4 separate regions of the Homo sapiens genome follow, and all the other regions are linked to region 1. The links are chromatin loops, found by intact Hi-C in ENCODE. Cell type or tissue: PC-9. All regions are shown on one strand.

Evidence for each region. Hi-C counts contacts between places; a loop is a spot of excess contacts. Peaks named below come from ENCODE experiments on the same cell type or tissue, not always from the same donor. Only the 100,000 strongest peaks of a DNase experiment are listed, where the experiment ranks them.
Region 2: a loop joins it to region 1, with 8 times the contacts of the local background. A loop is called at or near these places in 3 of 110 quality-filtered maps.
Region 3: a loop joins it to region 1, with 16 times the contacts of the local background. A loop is called at or near these places in 3 of 110 quality-filtered maps.
Region 4: it touches region 1 in a loop (6-fold over the local background); 3 of 110 quality-filtered maps call a loop at or near these places.

What each region holds. Positions count from the first base shown.
Region 1 is chr4:151,482,062-151,487,061 of GRCh38, reverse strand. FHIP1A (FHF complex subunit HOOK interacting protein 1A) reads right to left here. Exons shown (of 14, transcript NM_001109977.3): 3 at 4,414-4,538. Among named protein-coding and RNA genes, the nearest start is that of FHIP1A, 75 kb to the right of the region's middle. RefSeq lists enhancers at 342-1,040, 1,041-1,740, 1,840-2,495, 2,496-3,152. In PC-9, no CTCF peak of the experiment used is centred here; a DNase peak (open chromatin) is centred at 2,161; H3K27ac peaks cover 1,312 bases.
Region 2 is chr4:151,432,336-151,437,335 of GRCh38, reverse strand. The region is part of intron 1 of FHIP1A (FHF complex subunit HOOK interacting protein 1A); the gene reads right to left. Among named protein-coding and RNA genes, the nearest start is that of FHIP1A, 26 kb to the right of the region's middle. In PC-9, no CTCF peak of the experiment used is centred here; a DNase peak (open chromatin) is centred at 2,685; H3K27ac peaks cover 2,037 bases.
Region 3 is chr4:151,601,643-151,606,642 of GRCh38, reverse strand. The region is part of intron 7 of FHIP1A (FHF complex subunit HOOK interacting protein 1A); the gene reads right to left. Among named protein-coding and RNA genes, the nearest start is that of GATB, 160 kb to the left of the region's middle. In PC-9, a CTCF peak has its summit at 2,201 (motif pointing right); no DNase peak of the experiment used is centred here.
Region 4 is chr4:151,415,768-151,420,767 of GRCh38, reverse strand. All of the region lies in intron 1 of FHIP1A (FHF complex subunit HOOK interacting protein 1A), which reads right to left. Among named protein-coding and RNA genes, the nearest start is that of FHIP1A, 9.1 kb to the right of the region's middle. In PC-9, no CTCF peak of the experiment used is centred here; DNase peaks (open chromatin) are centred at 2,237, 2,587 and 4,597; H3K27ac peaks cover 3,587 bases.

The DNA of each region.
Region 1 (5,000 bases):
TAAGGGCCAAAGGCTCTTTTCCTTAACAAGAAGGAGAAGCCTCAGAAAAATATTATATAGTAAGCAAGAAAATATTTTTCTTTTTTTTTTTTTTAAATGGAGTTTTGCTCTTGTTGCCTAGGCTGGAGTGCAGTGGCGCAGTCTCGGCTCACTGCAACCTCTACCTCCCAGGTTCAAGTGATTCTCCTGCCTCAGCCTCCCGAGTAGCTTGGGATTACAGGTGCCTGACACCACACCCGGCTAATTTTTGTATTTTTAGTAAAGATGGGGTTTCATCATGTTGGTCAGGCTGGTCTCGAACTCCCGACCTCAGGCGATCCGCCCGCCTCGACCTCCCAAAGTGCTGGGATTACAGACATGAGCCACCACGCCCGGCAAGAAAATATTTTTCAAGGAAAGAAATCAGAACATAATCTGACTTCAGCAAAAAATAATCCAAACTGCATTTTACAAATAAATTTCTGGCCCCAAGTTTTCAGTTACTAAACCCAAAGAGCCATTTAAAATCACATCAATTTTGGGCTTGAAGAAAGTGAGAGACATCCATTTAATCCAGATCATAGATATGAGAACTACTTTGGAGAGCTCGTTAAAATGCACATAAACTGAGTTATCCAAGACGTATTGAATCAAAATCTCCTGGTATGTGGTCAGGAAAAATTCTCTGCTTCTTGAAATGTCTAAAATAAGCTTACCAGATGATTCATGTGCACACAGTTTGAGAACCCGTAATGTATCTGCTCAGGAGACCAAGGACAAGAAAAAATAAATGGCTTGCACAATAGCACATATCAGAATCACCTAGAGCAGGGGGTCCCCAACCTCTGAGACCCAGACTGGTACCAGTCTCTGGCCTGTTAGGAACCAAGCCACCAAGCAGGAGGTAAGCAGTGGGTGAGCTTTACTTCCTGAGCTCCACCTCCTGTTAGATCAGCAGTGGCATTAGATTCTCATAGAAGCGCAAACCTTATCGTGAAATGCACATGTGAGGGATCTAGGTTGCACACTCCTTATGAGAATCTAACTAACGCCTGATGATCTCAGATGGAACAGTTTCATTCTCAAGCCACGCCATCCCCGTCATCCATGGAAAAATTGTCTTCCACAAAACCAGTCCTTGGTGCCAAAAGGTTGGAGACTGCTGACCTAGAGGGCTTGTTAAATATAAACCTCAGCCAGGCACAGTGGCCCACGCCTGTAATCCCCACACTTTGGGAGGCTAAGGCGGGCAGATTGCTTGAACTCAGGAGTTCAAGAAGGTGGGGCAACATGGTGAAACCCGTCTCTACAAAAAATAAAAAAATTAGCCAGGCATGGTGGCAGGTGCCTGTCATACCAGCTACTCAGGAAGCTGAGGTGGGAGGATTGTTTGAGCCCGGGAGGTCAAAGCTTCAGTGAGCCAAGAATGTGCCACTGCACTCTAGTCTGGGCAACCAGAGTGAGGATTTGTCTCAAAAAAAAAAAAAAAAACTCTGAGCTCCACCCTCTGGGCTTCTGATTCAGTCCAAGAATTTACATTTCCAACAAGTTCCCAGGTGAAGTTTGCACTGTTCATCTGGGGACCGCACTTTGAGAACCTCTAGTCTAGACTAGAGTTGTTAGAGACTTTTCTCTGAGTACATCAGTTCAGTGTGGCACTATACACTTAAAGACCAAGACAAGGGTATTTCAGAAATGATGTTAAAAATGAAATGGAAAACACGACCAAACATAAATTATACATATTTATTTTAAGCCATTCTGGTCAATTAGAACAGACAAAAAAAAAAAAAAAAAAAACTGGAAAAGATCCAAACTATGCTCGAAAGAAATTATAAGGGTCATAGAATATGTGAAGAGACCAAAATGGATGAATTAATTAAAAAGACTAAATTTACAAAAGAAGGCACAGATTATAATTTAAAAATTGATAAAATTATGAAAAGATATGTGCAAAATGAACAAATTTCAGATTTACAGCATTATGTAGGTGGTTTGATTATTTGACCCTAACAAGTCACTTTTTAGGTATATTTTTGTGTTATTTACTAAAACAGTTTTGGGGCTAGATTTTTATTCAAAACCACTTTTGAAAATGGCTTCCCACTGGCTCCCCACACAAAGCCAGGGAAGCCACAGAGAAACATTCCTCACTCACCACCCCAATTCTGCATGACTCAGACATTCCTGGCATTACATTAGAAAGGAGAGCCTTCTAATGCTGCCATAACTGCTCTTCTTTTCTCATGTAGACGACTTTTAACCCTGAAATAGCATATTCAAATATACAATTATCTCAACAGCTCAGAATATCTGTAATTGCCTCTATCCACCTGCTATTTGTCTCACTGTTCTGAGAACACAACCAAATTTCATAACAGATGAATTCTACTGACAGCCTCTCCTGAGGACTATCATACACATTTTGCATCATACTGTCTTCAAGCTTTCAGAGTCCATCTTCAAACCCATTTTCCACTTGGGTGGTCCTTGTTATGCTACCTTTAGTATCCACCATCATTTCCTCGGAAGAAACCAATACACCCAAGTGTTACATCCTTTCATTATCCAAGTCAGTCCTACAACCACCTAAGCTACTCCCTCTACCTTCTTAGTATCCTTGCCAGGCCTTCCCTTTTACATATATTTGTTTTTGTACTCTTCACACCCCACTCCCAAAGTCTCCTGCACAACTCAAAATAACCTCACGTCTAAGGCAACAATATTTGGTTTCTGACCTTTTCCAAACCAGTATAAATATCATTCTATCACTCATGCTGCTTTCTAGAGCTAAGAGGCAAGAACATGTTCCAAACAACTTCTGCTCTACAGACAGGTGAATGGTTGTAAACGACTATAGGTTATCCCCAGGATTCATGAGTGGCTAATTCTTTATCATAAGAATGTTCATTCTGCTAAGGACCTTGAAATTAAAGCTCCCTAAAACATCAGAGGAGCTCTCATTGGTTGGAGTTAACTGGGAAAAGCCCTGTAACAGAGGATACACACACACATTCCAAACTTAAGACCAAAACTCAGAGTTCATCAGAGTCAAATCCCGAATTTAAGAAGTCATTACCCAACAAATGCTAACATAAAACTTAAACACAGGCTCAATGCCTATTAACAATTATTAAATCTTAGTCTAAAATGAGCTCCAAATTTATGCAATACCACTTTGTTCCTGAAATACCTTAATTAGAAACAGAACTTCATAAGAAGTCCTACGTGGACATAAAACTGCTATTTATGATTATCAGCTTTTCTGTTCCGTATCTTAAACTGTCTCTAAAATGATAGACTTGGAAGACTAGGGGGAAGGGAAGGTTAGGGAGAGATTTCTTAAAGGATACAAAATTACAGCTAGATAGTTAACTATAGTCATCCTACCATGGTATAGAACAGAAGAACTTATTTCTCCTATCTAGCTATAATTTTGGATCCTTTAACAAATCTTTCCCTAAGCCTCCCTTCCCCCTACTCTTCCCAGAAAAGCACACAATCATAAATAGCTGTTTTGTGTCTACACAATAAGTTGCACTAAATTTTTTAAACTACAAAGATCCTAGGTAGAGGTCTGATTTTACTGGACCAGAGTGTCAATCTCTGTTGACATTCACTTGCAATATGCAGATTCCCAAGTCCTGCCCCTACCATTCTGATTCTGATTTTGATACACTAGTTTCAGGCCTACTAATATGAAATTTTTAATGTGTTTTTTTAGCAAGCACTCTAGTAACACTTTGGGAAATATTGCAAAACACCCCCCCACCCCCACAAGAAGATCATTTATAGAGGCAAATTATAAAGCATTAGAGGTATATCTAATAAGGAAGTTTCTGATTAACATAGGAACTCTTCTACAATACTAACAGATTGACTTATTGATTTTAATAAGAAAGAATATCAACATTTATAGTCAAATAAATAGTACATGCCTCTGTAAATTATGAAGCCTGAACAATTATTTTAACAATACTACCATTGCTTGAAACTCAGTCACTTCGTAGAATTTATTTTCAATACAGTGTATGAGTCTTCAAATTACAAAAAGAAAAATTGGTTTCCTTATGTTATTGCTCCTTCTTGGTTTTGATCAAAATTAGAGAACCCCAGGTATGATCATCACCCAAGTTCTAAATGAGTTTAGACTATTTCCTAAGTATATCCTTACAAGGTTGATATTTGCCACTAGAGAAAACAGGATGCTTAGAAGAATGCTACCAGAGGGTCAAGATGCAGTTCTTAAGAAAAGATTTTTTAAATGCTTCACATAGAGGATAGAGTACAGCCTCTCCCTAAGACATTTTAAACAAGATAATGTTCACATGGATGTGTAAGTTCAAGTAGACTTGCTTTAAAAAAAAAAAAGTATAACATATTATTGAGCATTACTGAACACATGTCAATAATAATGAGAAAAGAAGACATTACCTGGGGCTGCTGTCTTCAATAACCTACTGCTGGGTTGTATTTGCTCACTTCACTCTTCAGAGGAGCGGAAAGATTTTTCTAACATTTGGCTCTGCTGGAAACCCCTAGAAGAAGACTTTAAAAATCTATGAAGAGGAATAAAAATAATAATTAATAAACTGCAAAATCCAATCTGAGTATCTCTATTTTTTCTCCGCTCGCATTTACCACTACATGTTGTACACTGAGTGGGTTCTCCCAGTGTGCATTTGTCTTCACCATAAAAAAATAAATAAATAAGCAAAAAGCAAATCTTTATTTAGAAATCTGAATGCTAGCCAAAAATGAGAAACTCCTGCTGGGTAACAGAAAATAGAAAAGGATTCTTCCATCTTATAAGAGATGTCAAACAATTATATGCTTCTTTTGGGAGTGAAAAAAAGTGTGAAAATAAATCCATATCCATGGGTCAACAGTATCATATTAAGATAATAATGATAGCATAATATAAAATAGCAAAGAAAGGAGCACAAAAAACTTTTTATAAACAATTTCAAAAAATGTACACATTCCCAAATATTTCTGAGTAACTTTGACCTCTCTAGATA
Region 2 (5,000 bases), 50 kb after region 1:
TCTCATTTCATTATGCTATATTTTCAAACACACAATCCCTAGAACCCCCAGCGGATTTCAAAAGCTTCACTGGCATACTATATACATATATCTTTCTCCTTAACATGATCACCACGGTTTTGAATGGCTTACTAATACTCAATTCAGCCATTATTTTGCATGCAAAACATATGCAGGCCAATATTATAGCACTGTAAAGAATATAAAGAGTACTACACTCAACCCTCCATATCCATATCCATGAGTTCCACATCCACGGATTCAACTAATCAAGGATAAAAAATATTCAAAATATTCATGTCTGTACTGAACATATGCAGACTTTTTTACTTGCCATTATTCCCTAAACAAGACAGTATAACAACTATTTGCATAGTATTTAGATTGTATTAGGTATTATAAGTAATCTGGAGATTATTCAAAATACATGGTAAGACATGTGTAGGTTATATGCAAATACTATGTCATTTTATATCAGGGGCTTGAACATCCCATGGATGTTGGTATTACTACTGGATGCTGGTATTTCTACTGGATGTTAGAATTACTATTTTTAAAACAAAATTCCAAAAAAAATCTTATTTGATATTCATATGATTCTACAAAGATTTCTTACACCATTTAGATTTAGACTAGCACAGGTTTATATTCTTCCACTTCCTAAGAACTGAGAGGGTGATTTGAGACAAAGATGACACTTTGTCAAGTTTAAAACTGGAAAAGTCCTGGAACCAGTTCCTCACAGATACCGAGGGATGACCACAGTAGAATCCTGGTCTTCAAGCAACTTTTAAACGAGTAGGATAAGATATGCGTACCAGTAACTGTAGCCACAAGGTAGAATGAGAGCCAGAAGAGAAGTGTTGTAGATGTTCAGCTTAGAGGGACTCTAAGCTTTGCTGCAGCCAACATGCAGACAGAAACACGATCTGTTTTAAGATTCAGTGTCCACAGGGTAAAAATAAACCAGTTGCTCAAAGAAAGAACTATTTTGGTACTGAGTCAGAATGAAATTTATCCTGTGGTTCCTGATAAAAGATTCTATTTAATGTAATAAAAACCCCTACGTTTTTGTTTGTTTTACAATGAACAGTGCTAAGGTTGAGTGGGGCTGAGAAACTCTAATGAAAACCAAGAAATGTAACATGAACACCAGGCAGAAGAGCAGGGATTGGCTCAGCCATGTTAGTCAGGTCCATACCTGCAGCTTCCAGAGAAGATACTGAAGCGTCGCTGCCATATTTAAGATAGCTGCATTTCTTTTTGGGGAATAAAATACAGATAGGATCTAAATAAGTAAACATCAATGTGTCATTTAACTGAACTAAATAACTTTTTTCTTATACAAATTAAATCACAAAAGCATTGTGATGTCATCATTTTGATATTCCATAAAAATGGAAAATAGGTCATCAGTCTGAAACAAACAAAAGTGATTTACAGCTAGGAATTACTATTTTTAAAACAAAATTCCAAAAAATCTTACTTGATATTCATATGATTCTACAAAGATTTTTTATACCATTTAGAATTTTTTTTTTTTTTTTTTTTGACACAGAGTTTCACTCTGTCACCCAGGCTGGAGTGCAATGGCACAATCTCGGCTCACTGTAACCTCAGCCTCCTGGGTTCAAGCGATTCTCCTGCTTCAGCCTCCCGAGTAGCTGGGATTATAGGCATGTGCCACCACACCTGGCTAATTTTTGTATTTTTAGTAGAGATGGGGTTTCCCCATGTTGGCCAGGCTGGTCCTGAACTCCTGACCTCAGGTGATCCAGCCGCCTCAGCCTCCCAAAGTGCTGGGATTACAGGTGTGAACCACCACACCCAAACCCATTTAGATTTATACCAACGCAGGTTTAGGAAAATTTTTTACTGGAGGTTAAATAGGGCAAATCCAGTCATCACAGATACCCCTTTAATTATTTGATAATTTTAATTTAAAAGATTTTTATTTATAAGATTTATATACCACATGTTCTCACTCAGGTGGGAGCTTAAAAAGTGAATCTCATGAGGTAGAGAGTTGATTCGTAGTTACCAGAGGCTGAGAGAGGGTGGAGGGAGGAGAGAATGAAGAGAAGTTGGTTAATGAGTAGGAAAATAGTTAGCTAAAAGGAGTAAGTTCCAGTGTTCCACAGCACAGTAAGGTGACTATAGGACTATAGTTAGCAACAATGTATTGTATAGTTCAAAATAGCAAGACTAGAAGAATTGGAATGTTCCCAACATAAAGAAAAGATAAATGTTTGAGGTTATAAATATCCCAATTACTCCAATTTAATCATTATATATTGTATGCATGTATCAAAATATCACATTACCCCCAAAATACCTAAAACTATTACATATCAATTTTTTTAAAAGATGTGTGTCATAAAGGAGTCCAATTCCTCATCTGGCCACCAAGAGCAAGGGTTTCCTTGCATAGTGTGAAAAAGAAAAGATATTTTCTTAGACAACAGAATCAAGGAATGATTGGCAGTAGGAGGTCAATTCTTTTTACCTAACCAGTGACCTACTCATTACTCAATAGTAAACAACCAACTAATACTACACAGTGTTCTGAGGCAAGATCTGCATACACTGATTGGAACTAAAATCATTACCAGATTAGATCAGCTCAAATTCCAATGATTAGTCCCATGTCACTAATAATATAAACTCCAAGTTTCCAAATGAGCCAACTGGTAACATTTATGAATGACTGGGGAAAAAAAATCCAATTCTTACTGCAATGATTCATACACCTGGGAATGAATAATTGACCAAGAGGCAGAGTTAACTGGAGTCAATGTGAAAATATTTACTCCTGAATTTGGCTCTCCCTGTTATATCATTTTTCACATAGTTTTACACTCTGTGATTATATGTACCACTTGCCTAAAGCTATCAAAGAAAAGTTTCATAGAAAAGAAAAAATATGTAAATTTAGAATATGCTGAGTCCTTATATTTATATACTGATCTATAACAGTCTAAGAATATCTCATTCATATAGTAAGTAACATAGTGACATTATTTATTAATTCCCATCTAATCCTACAAAGAATTTGAGATAGCTTATGAGAAATGCATATGTTAAAAAAGAAAACTAGGACTTACAGCCAAAGAGTATAAATTAGGGTAGTAAATGAAGAATGTGGCCAGGATAAAAGAAAATGGAATAGAATTCAAAATGGAGACCATGAAGTCTTACACAGTAACTACAGTTCAACAGGGAATTTGATTTTGTGCTTTATAGCAGCAAAGGTGAAAACGTAAACATGATTAGTTATATAATTTTCCATCGGGAACAAACATTTGCACTTCTTCAGGGAAGCAAAGTTCTTTCCTATCACTTACTATGAAAAAGTTGCTCTTCGAAACACTGAAAGATATGACGGAAAAATCTCCCAACAGCATCCCTATAGCAAAAAAGGGCATAGAGCTGTTTTATATGCTGTCCCTAATTAAATCTGAACTTTGCAATAGAATCAAGATAATATGGCCCAGGCATGCAATTTTTCAAGAGACATAGTAGATTGAGCAAGAGATTCTAAAGGGCTACGAGTCTAATAGTGTAGTTTGATTCAGAGATTATCAGCAGTGAAGTACAAAAACAAAAATAAAAATAGCCAAAACTGTGATGTTTCTAAGTTTCCACCTCACCTCCCTTCTCTCTTTGAGCAAGTTCCTGGCCACCGTCATCTATCTCACAGCCTCCACTCCCATGCCCTTAGTTAACACCTCTTCTAACTCAGAGCTAAAATCCCATTTTCATTTATTTATCTGATACTCATACTTCAATGTCTCACCAGCGCCATTAACTCCGCAAGTTTCAAACTAATCTAAGTAGTCTGTCCTCCTAAATCTATTTTTTTTCTGCCATCCCAAGTTTGTCACAGAAATCCCATCTTCCCAGTCATCTGGGCTTACATTCCTGGAGTCACACTCTTCCCCTTCTTCTCCCTAACTTTCCACATCTCATCAGTAGACTGCCTTACTATTCCTACCTCCACAGGGACCCATCACATTTTCTCTAGCCCCAGGGTCACCATCCTAGATCAGAACGCCATTACCTACGGGCCTTCACAGTAGCCTCCTCAATACTCTCTCAGCCACCTCTCTCCCCATTCCAACTTATCTTATATACTGCTGTAAGAATAATATTCCTAAGGCTGTGACTGTGTCAGTTTAGTCAAAAACCTTCATCGCATTTCCTCTGCTCACCTGAAGCAAGCTGGTATTTCAGGCCTAACCCGAAAGGCTTTCTCCCTCACACACACACTTGAACTTGCCAAAAGTCTAACTACTCCCAAAATAAGCTGTATCTTTCCATTTTTGCTCATTAGTAATACAACCATACAATACCCTTCCCTTCATCTCTGCATGTTAAAAGACCAGGTTTAAATGGTACCTCACCCAGGAAGCACTTTCTAGTCCTCTCAGCAAAAAGTAAGCACTTCCTCCTCTCTCCCTCCCCCTGCACTTGACTAGGGCTGTAATTCCAGAGAGTAATCATCACATCTTATCAATCTCTCTCCTGTCTAGCCTAGACTTCTGACTGCTTCAACCTTACCATCCTAAACACACTTCTGATCCTGTCAGCACAGTGCCTAGTCATCCCTCAGTTTCCTCATGAGGATATGCAAGGCTCTCCACAGTTGGATTTACCCAGCACACTTTGTTCATACATTGATCACTGCACAAATGGAATCACACTGGAGTTACAAGTCCATCTCCTCCAGAGCAAAGACCAAGTCTTAACTAATTTTTGCAATCTAATACAGCCACCCAGTCACTCTCTGCAGACCATCTGACTTTAATTCTCTGAAGAGCAGGTCTTTTCCTGCTTACATATTTATTGTCTGTCTCTTCCTCACTCACCCAATGAGAATAGGAACCTTGCTTGCTTTGTTCACAACTATATTCTCAGCACCTAGAACAGTGCCTGGCACACAGCAGATCATCAAAAGTTCAGGATGAATTCATGAATTCATGACTAGATGAATGATTCCT
Region 3 (5,000 bases), 120 kb before region 1:
GTGGGGTTTTCTGCAAATTATTGAAATATATAAGTAGAAATATGAAATGCAGATATCAAAAAAAGTATTCCTCTGTATCTTTTAGTTTGGTTCACCCCAGAGATGGTGCCTCGTTTGGGGCTCAACTAAGTCAAGGGAAGCTACAAAAGATTTAGCAAAGAACCACCAAATTTAAAAAACAAAATCTAAAAATTCCAAAGCCAAGGTGGCATCTTACATTCCATGCTTTTGATTCCTTCTTCCCATTTTCCACTGAAAGGAATGACATGATCAGTGAAATTCCACAGCATTATAGGAAACCAGGCATAAAACTTCAAGACGTTTTTCCTCAGGAAGTGGCACAGATGACAAGTGACAAAGAGCAGAGACCTGCTGAAGCATCCAAAAATCCAACGGGAAGTCTGCCAGAGAACAAGTAAGAGGACTTGTGTCTACCCTTCTCCTACTCCAGAACCCCCGCTACTATCTCCCAGACTAGAGAGGCATGAGGAAGAACGGACAGGAGAAATGAAATTAAATCATGGTTGAACAGCATGCTGTCCTGCCCACTCCTCACTATGACATAAGCGATCAGTGTATTCCTCCTGCAAACTCAGCACCCAATTATAGCCCGTTAATATTTTATAATGGTGATAATAATTTGAAGATGGTACTTAATTGCTCTTAAAATCTTCAGTCACTATTTTCACTGGGCATAAAAGTCCAAAATATGCCTAGCCAGTAAGAGCCAAACTGGGCTCTACCGGAGTTCCAGCCTGCCCGCCCACATACACACTTACAGCAAGTGGGCAACTCACAAGTGTGGCTGCTCTCAGCCTCTCAAAATTTCCATCTTTACTTCTCTAGTCCCCAAAAAACTTCCATCCATCAACCTAAGTCAATAAGCCATGAATTATTGAGCTTGCAGGATGCAGATCATGAATACGTATGTGCATGTTTGGAAGACAAGCTTGTAAAACAAATGGGCTCCACGGCGGCTTATATGAACCCAGCACACATGCCTTTAAGGAAATGGCTGAAATTATTCTACCCATGTATGTTGTTCAAGCATGGTTTCAGCACAGAAGAGATGGTGGAAAAATCAGTTTTTCTGGTAGACTTTTTGCTTCTGTCTTTCCAAGTGCTCTTGAATGGAATAATTTGTTGAATGAAACACAGCTGGCTGCTCTTTGCATAAACCAAAGGTGCAGGCTTTCTTTGTGGTCACAGTTATCATTGCGAATGCCTGTGAGCTGCCTGCAGAAGGGATGGTATGTAATTATCTTCCCTTCCATCTACCTCTTACTTCAGCACATTCACCTCGATGTCTCTACCTCTATCCACCAGAGATAGTCCCAAACTTTTGCCATAATTTGGTAACAATCTCTTTTTAAAAAGGAGCAAAACAACCCACTAAACAAAAGACTACCCTACCCTAGTTCACAAGACATTTGACAGAAATAATATGACTGAGCCTGAGGTGCTACTTATACAACCTTTTCCCATCCAAACAACCTAACAGTCCCCTCTTTCTAATCCTGCCAGATCCAGGACAAGCACTGAAGCCATCTTTGGCTGCAACTGCCAACTCTCTACGGGTCTCCCACCAGCCCAGGATCCTGAAACAACATATCTGGATGGAGATTTTCCCAAGCTAATGACAAAACCAATTAGACTGCTTCACTTGTTTTTGTCTGCTACAAACCTCATTTCCTGTTTCACATCAATTTTTGTATGATACTTGTTCTTAAACACAGAACCCAACAAAAACTCATTTTTATTTATTTATTATTATTATTAGTATTTTTTTTTTTTGAGATGGAGTCTCACTCTGTCACCCAGGCTGGAGTACAGTGGCGCGATCTCAGCTCACTGCAACCTCTGCCTCCTGGGTTCAAGCAATTCTCCTGCTGCAGCCTCCTGAGTAGCTGGGTCTACAGGCGCCCACCACCATGCCCAGCTAATTTTTGTATCTTTAGTAGAGACAAGGTTTCACTGTGTTGGCCAAGCTGGTCTCAAACTTCTGACCTCAGGTGATGTGCCCTCCTCAGTCTCCCGAAGTGCTGGGATTACAGGCGTGAGCCACCATGCCCGGCCCAAAAATTCATTTTTAAATTGGTAAGACCAAATTGAAAGTAATGAATATGATTTCATGCCAAAACTGCAAATTATTTTGAGCTGTTAGTTCATGTGGTGTCCAACAGATGTCACTGTGTTTCCCTCACAAACTGAAAATATCTCCTAGTACCCCTGTGAATTAATTGAAAAGCCCCAGGGCTCCTTGGTGCACTGTTTGGGAACCACAGATGCAGGCCCTTCCAGGGGTTTCAGGAAAGAGCAGGGAAGCAGGGTCAAATGCAAAATCACCTAACAATAGAAAGGAGCACGTGCTCAGAATAACATGGGCACCGAGAGCTGCCAACTCTAGGGAACAGAGAAGACTAGAACCTCCAATGTAAGGGACAGCTGCAGGAGGCTGTGGGATTTAGGCTGGTCTTTGAAGAAAGAGTAACTCTTGACCACAGAGGAGGAAGGAAGAGAATGTTCCAAGCAGAGAAAACGGACTGAGTATAGGAGAGAGGCCTTGAACCAAGAATGAGAATGGTACGGAGTCAGGGCTGTGACACAGCATGTAGACCAAGAACATTGTAGGAAGTGGAGCCACTTAAGGTTTCAGAGGAAGGATGATGTGTTTAGAAAATTTAATCCAGCAGTTTTGTGTGAGATAATCTGAAGAAAGAAGTTGCAGTAATGAGACCATAAGTGAAAACTAACCCTGGTCAAGATATGTGGAGATGAAGACCCAGAGTGACACTATTGGGAGAAGAAACAAAAAAACAGACTCAAGAACCTTGCAGGAAAAGGTTGGCACTATATTTGGGAAGATTAAGAGAAAAAATTCAAGGATGATTAAGAGTTCTATGCCAGGTAAGTGGGAAAAGTGATATTATTCACAAAAAGAAGGTATGCAGAGGATGAATTAAGCTAGCCTCGGGAGAAAGACATTATGAGTTTGCCTCCTGACATTTTAAGTTTGAGGAAGCAACAGGTCATTGAGATGAAGAGATCTAGCCAGTGGTCAAATACTCAGCCCCAGAGCTTTTTAGGCCATCTGTGCAGAGCAAGGATAGCAATCATGAGGGTCAATCAGTGCAGGAATAGTCCCTGAGGCATGCCCACATTTAGGGAAAGACAACATCCAGTCAGCAGAGCAGACAGACCCTAAGGAGAACTAAGAGAGTTCAGAGTGTGGCATCAAAGGGGGAAAAGAGGAAACCCGGGTCCAGGGAGTCAGAAGCCCCAGGGGTTGTTAATAAAGCGATTCTTTACAATCTCTCTTTTTTTTTTTTTCAGACGGAGTCTCGCTCTGTTGCCCAGGCTGGAGTGCAGTGGTGCGATTTTGGCTCACCGCAACCTCCACCTCCCAGGTTCAAACAATTCTCCTGCCTCAGCCTCCTGAGTAGCTGGGACTACAGGCACATGCCACCACACCTGGCTAGTTTTTTGTATTTTTTAGTAGAAACAAGGTTTCACCATATTGGCCAGGCTGGTCTCTAACTCCCGACCTCGTGATCCACCCACCTTGGCCTCCCAAAGTGCTGGGATTACAGGCGTGAGCCACCGCGACTGGCCACAATCCCAATATTTTTAAGCAAATGCTAAGTGCATTTATTAGCCTGGTGAGGAAAAAGCTGGGTATAGTCCTTAAGGGAGAAGCAGTCATCTCTTTTAGGTAGTGTAGAAAGGTTTTATAGCTAGAAAGCAGGACAATCCCTTATCTCTTAAATCTTGAATCACTTGTGTCTGTCTTTTTCTCCACACCTTTCCCTTCTCTTGAATCCCCTGCCTGTTTTCTTCTGTTCATCACCACACTACCCAGAATGCCAGTCCACACTAAGCGGCATTATTTTGTCACCACCAGATGGTTCCTGAGCCCCTTATCTGACTCCCTCTGCACTGCTTACTATGGATATCAATGTTCACCTGCCTTACAAATCACATTAGGGTCTTTTCTCAGTCCTCGTGGTCCCTCACCTCTTTTGGACATCACAGCTCTCCTGGCGTACTTTCATCCAAACACACTCCTCCACGCCCTCCCTACCTGCTCACCTTCAAGGTTCGGCACAATGTCACTCTCTCCCTCCCCACCTGCCCTGGCTACTTTCTCTGTCACAGCACTTAGTTTTTCTTGCTTAAATTAACATGTCAGTCTCCTGGGTCCCAGATTATAAACTCCATGGAGATGACAGAGTTTTTCAGCCACCTTCATTTCCCCATGGAGTCTGGCAGTACTTTGCACCTGGTGCACACTGACTAAATGGTCTTTGAACAAACAATATTATCCTTTTACTGCATATGAGATGGCAGAATCTGTCCTGCAATAGTTATGATAATACCTTTGCATATAACAGTATATGATTTTTCAGAACACACTTATATTTGATTTTCATACCCTGTAAGGAGGAAAGAGGAGGTCTACTATCCTCATTGTACAGCTATGGAAATGTGATATGATTTGCCCAAATCTCATCTTGAATTGTAGCTCCCACAATTCCCACATGTCGTGGGAAGGACACAGTGGGAGGTAAATGAATCATGGGGGCGGGTCTTTCCCATGCTGTTCTGGTGACATTGAATAAGTCTCATGAGATCTGATGGTTTTATAAATAGGAGTTTCCCTGCACAAGCTCTCTCTCTATGCCTGCCGCCATCCATGTAAGATGTAACTTGCTCCTGCTTGCCTTCCACCATGATTGTGAGGCCTCCCCACCCATGTAAAACTGTGAGTCCATTAAACTTCTTTTTCTTCCCAGTCTCAGGTATGTCTTTATCAGCAGCGTGAAAATGGACTAATATAAAATGTGACTCAAGGAGGTTGGAAGCTTTGCACAAGTTCACACAGCAGTAGTAAACAAAAGAGCCAGGACTAGAACCCAGATCTCTTACTCACAGTCTAATGCTCTTCCACTGCACACCCTGACTCTGTATAAATTCATGTAATAATAAGCCTGATTTGGTGA
Region 4 (5,000 bases), 66 kb after region 1:
ATCACTCACTGGCAACCTACTAAGCAAAAGAAAAGCAACACTAGGAACAGTGGAGGGATGTGGAAATACAGAGTTAGGCTCCAGTCCTAAAGGAGTTTATAATCTAATTGGGAAGAAGGACAAATGTATAAAAGATAACACTGGATGGCAGCAAATGACTAAATTCCTAAAATTTCAGTATGGAGATTCAGGTGCCAGGAAACTACTACAGGAAAAGACAGCCAAGAAAGATTTTATGGAGGACACAGCTCTGAACTAGGCTTGGAAGAATGCACATCACTAAAATAACTGGAAAGAGGAAGGACTGGTCTCAACAAAGATGGGGAAAAAGGAAGAGGTAGGGTGTGTTCAAGAATGAGGAACAGACACTTCTCAAAAGAAGACATTTATGCAGCCAAAAAACACATGAAGAAATGCTCATCATCACTGGCCATCAGAGAAATGCAAATCAAAACCACTATGAGATATCATCTCACACCAGTTAGAATGGCAATCATTAAAAAGTCAGGAAACAACAGGTGCTGGAGAGGATGCGGAGAAATAGGAACACTTTTACACTGTTGGTGGGACTGTAAACTAGTTCAACCATTGTGGAAGTCAGTGTGGCGATTCCTCAGGGATCTAGAACTAGAAATACCATTTGACCCAGCCATCCCATTACTGGGTATATACCCAAAGGACTATAAATCATGCTGCTATAAAGACACATGCACACGTATGTTTATTGCGGCACTATTCACAATAGCAAAGACTTGGAACCAACCCAAATGTCCAACAATGATAGACTGGATTAAGAAAATGTGGCACATATACACCATGGAATACTATGCAGCCATAAAAAATGATGAGTTCATATCCTTTGTAGGGACATGGATGAAATTGGAAACCATCATTCTCAGTAAACTATCGCAAGAACAAAAAACCAAACACCGCATATTCTCACTCATAGGTGGGAATTGAACAATGAGATCACATGGACACAGGAAGGGGAATATCACACTCTGGGGACTGTGGTGGGGTCGGGGGAGGGGGGAGGGATAGCATTGGGAGATATACCTAATGCTAGATGACACATTAGTGGGTGCAGCGCACCAGCATGGCACATGTATACATATGTAACTAGCCTGCACAATGTGCACATGTACCCTAAAACTTAGAGTATAATAAAAAAAAAAAAAAAAAAAAAAAAAAAAAAAAAAGAATGAGGAACAGACCAGCATGGCAGTCAAAGCAAAGGATTTGCACAGAGCACCAGATCATAAATGCCCTGAGAATCAGCCAATGGTTCTCCAGAGAAACAGAACCAGTAGGAGATGTATGTGTGTGTTTATAAAGAGACTTATTATAAGGAAGTGGCTTACGCAATTATAGAGGCCAAGAAGTCTCAAGATCTGCAGTCAGCAAGCTGGAGACCCAAGAGAGACAATAACATAAGTTATAGTTTGAGTCTGAATCTGAAGGCAGGAGAAGACCAATGTCCCAGGTTGAAAACAGTCAAACAGAGAGAGAGAGAGGAGAGTGAATTCTCCCTTACTCAGTCTTTTTGTACTACTGAAGCCTTCAATAGACTGAATAAGACCCATCCACACTGGGGAGGGCAGTCTGCTTTACTGAGTTTACCAATTCTAATGTTAATCTCATCCAGAAATCCTCTCACAGACATACCCAGAATGTTTAACTAAATACCTGGACACCCTGTGGCCCAGGCAAGTTGATACATAAAATTAATTAACCATCACGCCTTGAGTTGAGTCATTACCCAGTAGGCAACAGAGACCATGATAGGTGACATGAGCACAGCTATAGTTTGGAAAATCAATTGACTATGGAATGAAAATAGATTAGAGCAAGAAAAACTGGAAAGAGAAACAAAATGAAAAATATTATAATTGGCCATATAATAATAAGAGGCAGATCATTAACAACAAACATTTATAGGATTCTATTCAATATAAGGTGCTCTGGTAGGCAATTAAGATGCAGAGTTACTCTCAACTCCTTATGGTTTACTTTGATGTCAGGATCTAAACATAGACCTATCCAGCAGGAACTGGTTAGAAACAAGCCTATGGTCCAAAGGTCAGCAATGAGGGTATGGATTTAGGAATTATCTGTATACCCAAGACAACCAAGTCAAGAGTTTGCTCCTGGCATGCCAATATTGACAGAAACTCAGAACAGCAGGTTGAGTTAGCCAGACTGAGTCAGGAAATCCTGTCAAAACTACTCATTTTGTGATTCACTGTGAAGGAATGACCACTTCTCTGTGAAACCAATCCTAAGACATAATCAAGAGGCAGAATTACTTTAAGGACAAAAAAAACACTCTCCAATTGTTGCAAGCTGGTTCTTACTATCTATAGCAACTCCAGGGTGTACTTTTCAAATAGGACATGCAAGGTCCTAAACACTGTGAAGAAGTATAAGGAGAAAATTCAGAGGTCAAACTTAATCAAGCTGATAAGAAATTAACATTAACCATTAAGTTTAATCAGTAGGTAAATATCAAGTCAGTTGGTGTTTCCTGAAACAGATCAAAGTCAATGAATTCATGTTGTCAGAGTTTCTCTTGTTTTTTTTTTTTTTTTTTTTTTTAGAGATAGGTTCCTACTCTGTCACCAAGGCTGGAATGCAGTGACATCATCCTGTGTCACTGCAGCCTCAAACTCCTGAGCTGAAGTGATCCTCCTGCCTCAGCCTCCCAAGTAGCTGGGACTCCTGGGGTGAGACACCATACCGCCTAATTTTTTGTTGTTATTGCTGTTAAGACGGGTCTCACTATGTCTCCCAGGCTGGTGTCAAACTTCTGGCCTCAAGCAATCTTCCTACCTCTGCCTGCCAAAATGCCCAGGATTACAGGCATGAGCCATTGGGCCTGGCAGATTTTTTACAAGCAGTTAAACTACAACATCTTGCTTAAAATAAGCCAAAAGTACAAATGTTTTGTAGTATACACAAATTAGAGAGATTTAAAAATTCAACTTATCAAATAGTGACTTAGTGTTAGAGAATAAGCAATAATCAAGACTAATACATGGTCAGGTGTGGTGGTTCACACCTGTAATCCTACTGAGGCAGAAGAACAGGGTCTGGAGGCAGGGAACCTAAGGCTGATTCATGCTGACTTCCTAGAACTAAATCAAAAGGAAAACCCCAACTTTCCACACCCAAGTAACAAAAGGACCAGAGGCTATTCCCTTTGCAACCCCCATCTCCTTGTTCCGCATGACAGATAAAAATCTGAAAGTACCTCGGATTGGTCCCCTCCCAAAACCAATCAGGCTGGTCACAAGCCAAGTCTTCCTTTGCATAGAAATATAATTTTGTAACTTCACTTCAGCCTCTGATTGGTCACTTTCCACAACCAATCAGATGTTTGCATAGGGTGTAACTCTGTAACTTCACTTTAGCCTCTGCTTGGTGCTTGGTCGCTTTCTGCAACCAATCAGACAGATCTTGGGCCACTACTTCATTTACATAGGGTGTATATCAAGTAACCAATGGGAAGCCTCTAGAGGGCATTGAAACCCCAGAAAATTCTGAAACCAGGCCCATGAGCTGCTTGCTCGGGCCTGCTCCCACCCTGTGAAGTGTGCTTTCGCTTTCAATAAATCTCTGCCTTTGTTGCTTCATTCTTTCCTTGCTTTGTTTGTGCATTTAGTCCAATTCTTTGTTCAAAGCACCAAGAACCTGCACACCCTCCACTGGTAACACTAGCACTTTGGGAGGCCAAGACAGGGGAATCTCTTGGGCCGGGGAGTTTAAGACCAGCCTGAGCAACATGCCAAAACCTTGTCTCTACAAAAAAATACAAAAATTAGCCAGGCATGGTGGCATGCACCTGTAGTCCCAGATACTCAGGAGACTGAGGTGGGAGATTCGCTTGAGCCTAGGAAGCTGAGGCTGCAATGAGCCCAAATTGCACTAGTGCACTCCAGCCTGGATGACAGAGTGAGACCCTGCTTCAAAAAAAAAAGGATAATACATTAGACATGTTGTATTTTCCCACAGAAAAGATCAAAATATGAATATATACAAACTATAAGTTTCCCGTGTCCTAAGAAATTCTTATTTTATTAAGAAAAATTTTTATACCAAGAAAATCAAGAAACATTTTTTCTAATAAATAAATATGGAGACATCATCCTTATTTTGAGGATGTACAAAGTTTTCTATTAAATGACCTGAAGAAGATCATACTTTTAAAACATTCCTTATATCACTATATACTTAGGCATAAATACACAAATGTGTACAATACATATGTGCATATATAAATATAGGGGGTATGTATGTGTGTATAGAAATTACATTTGTAAACATATTTTTCTATACTCATTCTAGTATATTATAAAGAAAATCAACCTAAAATGAATGGAATCCAAATAAAAGTTCCATGAACACAAACAAAATAGAAGATATTCATTTTGAGGAATAAGACACACTCCTCTAATGAAATGGTTATGAAAAAAAGCTTGGACTAAATAAAAATATTAATCAACTCTTTTAGACATTCAGTAAAAACTTTGCCACAGGAATTCCTGAAATGTTCCCACCTCAATGAGCCTGAGTCATGAAATTTAGCCAAAGTATCTTATTTCACATTTTCCACACACAGAGGGAAATCAGTTCCTAGAACTTTCTACAAGCCAAAAGATCCTAAAATGGACCCATGACTAATATTTCAACAGAGGTAAACTTTAACAATTTAAGGAGAAGAGCTAAAATACACTCTGCATTCTGCAAAACCTAGTGGATTTTCTGAACTCCTTAATGGCATGTCCTAAAATAATGTTCTTAGGAAAATGTTAAAAAAAAAAAAACACTATGCTCCATAAAAGCTAATTAGCAGCTCAACCAACAGCTGCAGAGTATTTTTATAGCTGTTACCAATTACTATCTTCTCTTGGGGAAAACATTAAAACCAAAAAGAACCTGAAATGTGAGGAAATGAGGTGAACCTTACCTAAAAGCTCAGCACCTTTTGCTGTTATGACCTC